Regions from separate parts of the Mus musculus genome. Here region 2 is linked to region 1. A link is a loop called in an ENCODE intact Hi-C map of the cell type or tissue named here. Cell type or tissue: left cerebral cortex. All regions are shown on one strand. Links, peaks and the distances in the headings refer to the core of each region. The heading gives the core; the rest is flanking DNA. Region 1 has its middle 29 kb from the start of Gm15942. Region 2 has its middle 19 kb from the start of Gm15942.

Region 1 (2,918 bases), core at 278-2,777:
TGCAGCAAAGGTTGATTAAGCTTTCTGGGGTAGCCTACAGTTAACAATATAAACAGTCTCCAGTCTCAGGAATGTCACACTGAATGGCAAGTTAACCTTGGCAAGTGGTCTCTCATGGCTTCCGCCAAGGTGTCTGTGAGGGTGCACGTTTTTTTCCTGGAATTTTCAAACATTGGAGTAGAGAACAAAGAGTGCAGAATTGACTGAGGGCTTGACATTGAGAACTCCACAGAAATTCTATCATATTCTTGGATTATACAGAGCAGGAGAGAGCGATAGTAATTTTGTGTGTCTGCGTGACGCGAGGGTTGGTCATAAAGAGGAGAACTTGGTTAAAAGACATGGGGGTGGGGTAAGAAGAGTCCATGAGGCTGATAAGCAGAGTAAGTGGGTAAGATTTGAGGGCGTGGCTTTCCCTCTCCCGAGTCTGGCTTTGCTTCCTCAACATAGAAACAACATAAGGCCAGGCAGCCTGCTTCAGGATGACGCTCATGATTACCGCACACGACACACAAATGCTGGGGCAATTAGGCTCATTCACAGGATTTGTGGAAATCAATGTCAATGACCAAGATTCTTTACATATGTGAAAATCCGCTTAGCTGTTCATTGGTCCAGGTGCATGTTGGGCTCTGTGTGATTTGTGAGGTAACCTTACCGTGGTAACTCACTACACGGAAGAGTAAGTATGTATTGTCTGTGACACGTTTCCCTCATTGCTTTCAAGGGAGGGGTGTGGAGGGGGTGTGGAGGGGGTGTGCTTTCACCCTGGGAGGTCTGGGGAGCTCCATGCCTGCCAAGCTTTTGCCTCAGCACTGAAGCGGAGCCAGGGATTTTGCACCTGCAGGTCCATGTGAGCAGTTTGAACTCCTTCCTGGTTCTGCCACTGTGCCTTAGGGCAATCCACAAAAGACCTTCACAACTAAAGTCAAAGCAAAACCTAGAGAAAAAAATTAATTTAAAAATTTGAATATAAAAGTTCAACATCTATGATGGCATGCTGTATATACATTCTTGTATATTTTTAATTGAAAGATTTATTTATTTATTTATTTACTTGTTGTGTGCTTGTGTGTGTGCTCATGAATGCAGTATCTGTGGAAGCCAGAGGAGAGGATCCCTCTGGATCCAGAGTACAGATTGCCCAGTATGGATGTAGGGAACCTAACTCAGGTCCTTTGGAAGAATAATATGTGTTAAAACTACTAAGCTACCACTTCAGGATCAATATATCCTTTTAAAGTATTTCTAAGGTTTTTAAAAATTGTATGTGTGTGTTTTGACTGCATGGATGTATGTGCATCATGCTTATGCAGTGCATAAGTAGAGGGTACAGGATCCCCTGGAACTGGAGTTACAGATGGTTGTGAGCCACCGTGTGGCTGCTGGGAATCCAACTTGGTTCCTCTTAAAGAGCAAGTGCTCTTAACCCTGGAGCACCTTGCCAGCACCAGTGCCTGTGTGTTTTATAATTGCTGTGCACAGGCTGTGTGTCCTTTCAGATAGTATCATATCTCACTGTAGCTCTCAGGTGCTGGAAACCCAAAGGCCTAGAAGCGAGTGTGTCTTGTGTCCAGTGTGTCATGTGTCCAGTTTATTCCTGCCAGGGACATGTTAGGTAATGTTTTAAAATCCCTTAAACTGTCCCCTAGATAGGACAGACTTGACCGGAATCATGTAGTTACCATGGCATCCAAAGACAGTCTCTGGAAGCCCATCGACTTCTCCAGACACAGAGCCGGTAAACTGCTTTGAAGGAGCATTCTCTACCTCAGCTGACAAGAATAAAAACAGTATTTATCCAAGGCACTGAAACTGACTTACAGGGCTCCTCTCTAGAATAATTTTCCTTCCTATTTCGCTGAAAACTGTTCAGTGGTTTGTGCACCTTGGCGTTGACTGGCAGCAGCTTTTCTTTCATCTCTAATCTGAAAGCTTCTTTCTGAATAAAATAGAAATGCTAATGACCCTGGCTTGGAGATCCTTTACGTTTTCAGAGAGAGGTTCAAGCAACTGAGCCGCTCTGTTTATTCAGGAGCTAAACGAGTCTACCCAGGAGAGCAAGACAGATCCGTGCTCTTCCTGAGCAACCAACCGCTCCCTTCTGGCCGAGCTCTTTGTTTCTTGAAGATAAAAATTATTATGTATACTTGAGGTTTAAACCACAGTATGAAGGCATAGATGATAAACTGGTTGCTATTGTGAAGCAGATGAACAAATCTATTATGCAATAATTTTTTTATTGACACGAGCATCAAAAATTGACTTTAATGAGAATCTGCAACACAATGACGTTTTATTAACTTTGGTGCTCATCTGTGTGTTAGATCTCAACTGATTACCTTCTGTACCGGCTGCGTCGAAGCTCCAGCTTCATCTCTGCATCTTCCGGCACGCCCTTTCCAAAGCTGTTTGCTTTTCTGTGCTGCCCTCACTACTTGCGCTAACATACAACATATTCTCACACAGAAGCAAGATTGTACTGTTTTTATTTTTAGTGAAATAATTCTTTGATGTTAATCTAATTTTCATTACTGTCTTGCTAAATTATTGAAAGGCTTGGGTTTTTATAAATTCTCATTGTTTGAAACGTCTGCTGCATGGTAAGGCTCCGGACCACCAGCTTTTTGCCTTAGAGTTAGGAGGCAGGGACTGTTTAAGCCAGTGATTTCTATTGTGTGACATTCATGTAACACTTGGCTGTGCCAAGCACTTTTTAAACCGCTGTTATTTGAACTACAAGGGGGGCAATAACCTCCTTGAGGCAGAGATGGGAGGTTTTTGTTTGTTTTCAGGCCCTGTCTTCTTCAGATGAAAGGATTAAGGAATACATAGGAAAGGCAAATGTCTCACATTCCACTCCTTCTTTGTTTGTTTTCTGAGACTCTATCTCATGTAGCCCAGGCTGGCCCAAAGCA
Region 2 (2,918 bases), core at 119-2,618, 48 kb before region 1:
TGCTGGTGTTGGGAGGGTAGTCACTGGCAAGAGGCAACTGCAAACACAGTAGATGACACTTTGACAGGCAGTGGAACTTTCTTGCCTGTATGACCAGCTTTCTGTGTGTGTAGGCCACAGTGTGGGTGGCCTCAGACTGGTGGAGAGTCTGTACACCTGGGCCTGTGGCTCTCTGTCCTCCTGGGAGGGACGATGGCAGGGGTGTTTGTGTCTCCCAGTGAGGACCCTGTCATGAACCCCTTGTCCACTCTGCAGATCTGACCTACTATTATCATTCACATGAGAGTCCGTTTCCTCAGGGCCTCTGTGTCTCACCCACCTTCCATCTCAGAGAGAGGGACTGTGTGTCTCGGGATGGTTTAGGTAGAATTTTTGGATCGTACCAGGTTTGCAAGACTAGGGATATGGAAAAATAGGGGGGATGTGAGCATGGCAGAGGTGACAGGAGGTGAACAGTGTGTCTCTCATCCATGGAAAGGCACAACGGAGCTTCTTTCTACCACAAGTGCCCTAATGTGAAGGGTGGAAATGAGGCCAATCAGTGCTGATTTGCTTCCAGATGGGATGATGCAGCCAAGGCCTGAAACAGATTTTGGAAACAATTCAGTCAGCTGTAATGTGAACCCAAAGACATGCTCTCAAGGCTGCTGGGTTTTCCACACTTGTCTGGCAGCCTAGTGCTTCTCAGGCCCAGCTGCTGCTGCTGCTGCTCTGTCTTATCACCAAGCTCTGGGGTTCAGACAAGGGAGAGAGAGGTGTTGCAACAATTCCTGGGAAAAGGACCGTGCACTGGGGCAGCTGAGGAGGTGCTGAGCTCTATTAGAAAGGCTCTGTGCTTAGGGAAGAGAGGAAGGGGTTGTTTTTCCCTCATTCACAGTGGGCTGGGGTGATGCTGGCCAGTACCTGGGCTTGGAAGTGAAGTCTGCATAGTCTTCCAGAGAAGCCAGAGGTGGTCAGAACCTGAGAGCACATAAGCCAGGCCTACAACAGTGGCTGTCAGGCTTCTTAGGACCACGTTTGCTTATCCATCGCACACCTGCCTCCCCTGGGATCCTCGGGGCTAGGCCGTCCAAACAAGCCCCATGCACAAAGTTGGAGGACCACAGCACTATAAATAGCTAGAATGCTCAAGGGATGACAAATATGTCACCCAATCTGAGGGTGGAAGGTCACCCAGGTCTTGTCATGGAGAAAAGGGCTTTCCCCTTCTGCCTAACAGTTAGTGGGTATGGGGTTTTGATAGTTGTAGTTGTTGTAGTTAAACATGCACTCATGCATTCACTTTCATGACCATGGAATGTCTGATATGTGATAAAACATGAACTAAGGGAAAAGGTATGGTCTTGGCTGCCAAGGATAGGGTATTATGGGAAGATGGTGGGGTCTGTTTACAACTGTCACTATGCCCACTTAAGGTAGCTGCACAGAGACCTGGAAGCACATGTTTTAGAGTGACTATGTAACCTGACTGGAACACAGCTTCAGCTAAGCGTTCATGGAGTGACTGTAGCCAAGGAACATGTGGGCGGGGGAGCATTTACAGTTAGTCATGGTGAGGAAGAACACTCCAAGTGGAAGAAATACAAACAGGACTGTGTTTGTCCTGAGAAATTACCACAGACTTGATATCTGAAATACAAGAAACTGACTTATTATTCTGTAGATCTGAAGGCTGCCATGGGTCTCACTGGGCTAAAATCAAGGTATTGGCAGGGTTCATTCATGCCTTTCTGAAACGATCTAAGGAATTATGTATTCGTATACCTTTGCTAGCTAAGAGGGGTGCCCGCATTTCAAAGACAGAATCTTCACATCACCGCTTGCCTGCATTTCTAGACTCATGAAACATATGAAGTTGTTAACCTTAATCATGCCCCTTTCCTGGTGGTATAACAATTCAGTTTTCTGAGGAGAGAAACAAGAACATCTTTGAGGCCGTTATTCTGCCCACCATAAGGGCATCATGGGTGTCTGAGCAGGTGGAGAACGCAGGGCAGATATGTTATGGCTGGAGGGAATGAGGGCATTCTGTTTAGGGACAGAGTGTGTATGTAGCCGTGTGGGCCATTGAATTCTTATGTTTTTAAAAACCACAACAACAATAACAACAAACCAGATGAAACAAGAAAGGACACTTTTGGGATTGGAGGGATGGATCAGTGGTTAACGCATCGGCTGCTCTTCCAGAGGACCTGAGCTTGGCTCCCAGCAGCCACATCAGGGAGCTCACAACTGCCTGCAATTCCACCTCCAGTGATTCAGCTTCTTCTCCTGGTGTCCAGGGGCTTCCCTAAACACATGCACATACATGTACATGCACAACCCCCCCACTCATGTATGCATATTCACATGCATATACACACATGCACATGCACACACATATACATAAATAATCTTTAAAAGAATAAATATGAATAAATACTAATCTTATAATAAATAATACATCTTTTTAAAAATTACAAAGCAAATATATTATAATCACATGACCTGGGTGTCAGTACATCCAGGCTAAGCAGGAGCCTCTGTTGTGTGGGACTGCGTCTTGCTCACCTCACTTGTCATTGAATCATTTTGTCTGTGGCCTAATCCTTTTATCTGCTCTCCTTCATGGGAGGAGAGACCATCACCTGCAATAGAGACCCTAACATTGAAGTTGTTCAACTGGGCCATCTTACTTAGAACCTGGCATGCATTTTGAAAGGATCAATGAATATTTGCTGAATACTTATGCACAATGATGAACTCCCAGTTGGTCATAACCTATACCATCTGTTCTTCAGTGAGTGCTTTATTGTAGTAAAAGATCAGCTTCAAGGGCTTAGTGTTCAAGGGCTTCACACGACCAAACTGTCCTGCATGTAAGTAGGTCATCAGTCTTTAAAAACTTCCCCTTTATGATTCCTGCTGAGGGGGAATGG

The links. Hi-C counts contacts between places; a loop is a spot of excess contacts. Peaks named below come from ENCODE experiments on the same cell type or tissue, not always from the same donor. Only the 100,000 strongest peaks of a DNase experiment are listed, where the experiment ranks them.
Region 2: a loop joins it to region 1, with 2.3 times the contacts of the local background. A loop is called at or near these places in 3 of 42 quality-filtered maps.

What each region holds. Positions count from the first base shown.
Region 1 is chr15:37,670,258-37,673,175 of GRCm38, reverse strand. It overlaps a transcript of Ncald not described here. Among named protein-coding and RNA genes, the nearest start is that of Gm15942, 29 kb to the left of the region's middle. In left cerebral cortex, for the core only: a CTCF peak has its summit at 1,393; DNase peaks (open chromatin) are centred at 412, 1,469 and 1,677; H3K27ac peaks cover 2,421 bases.
Region 2 is chr15:37,718,025-37,720,942 of GRCm38, reverse strand. It overlaps a transcript of Ncald not described here. Among named protein-coding and RNA genes, the nearest start is that of Gm15942, 19 kb to the right of the region's middle. In left cerebral cortex, for the core only: no CTCF peak of the experiment used is centred there; DNase peaks (open chromatin) are centred at 592 and 1,520; H3K27ac peaks cover 1,328 bases.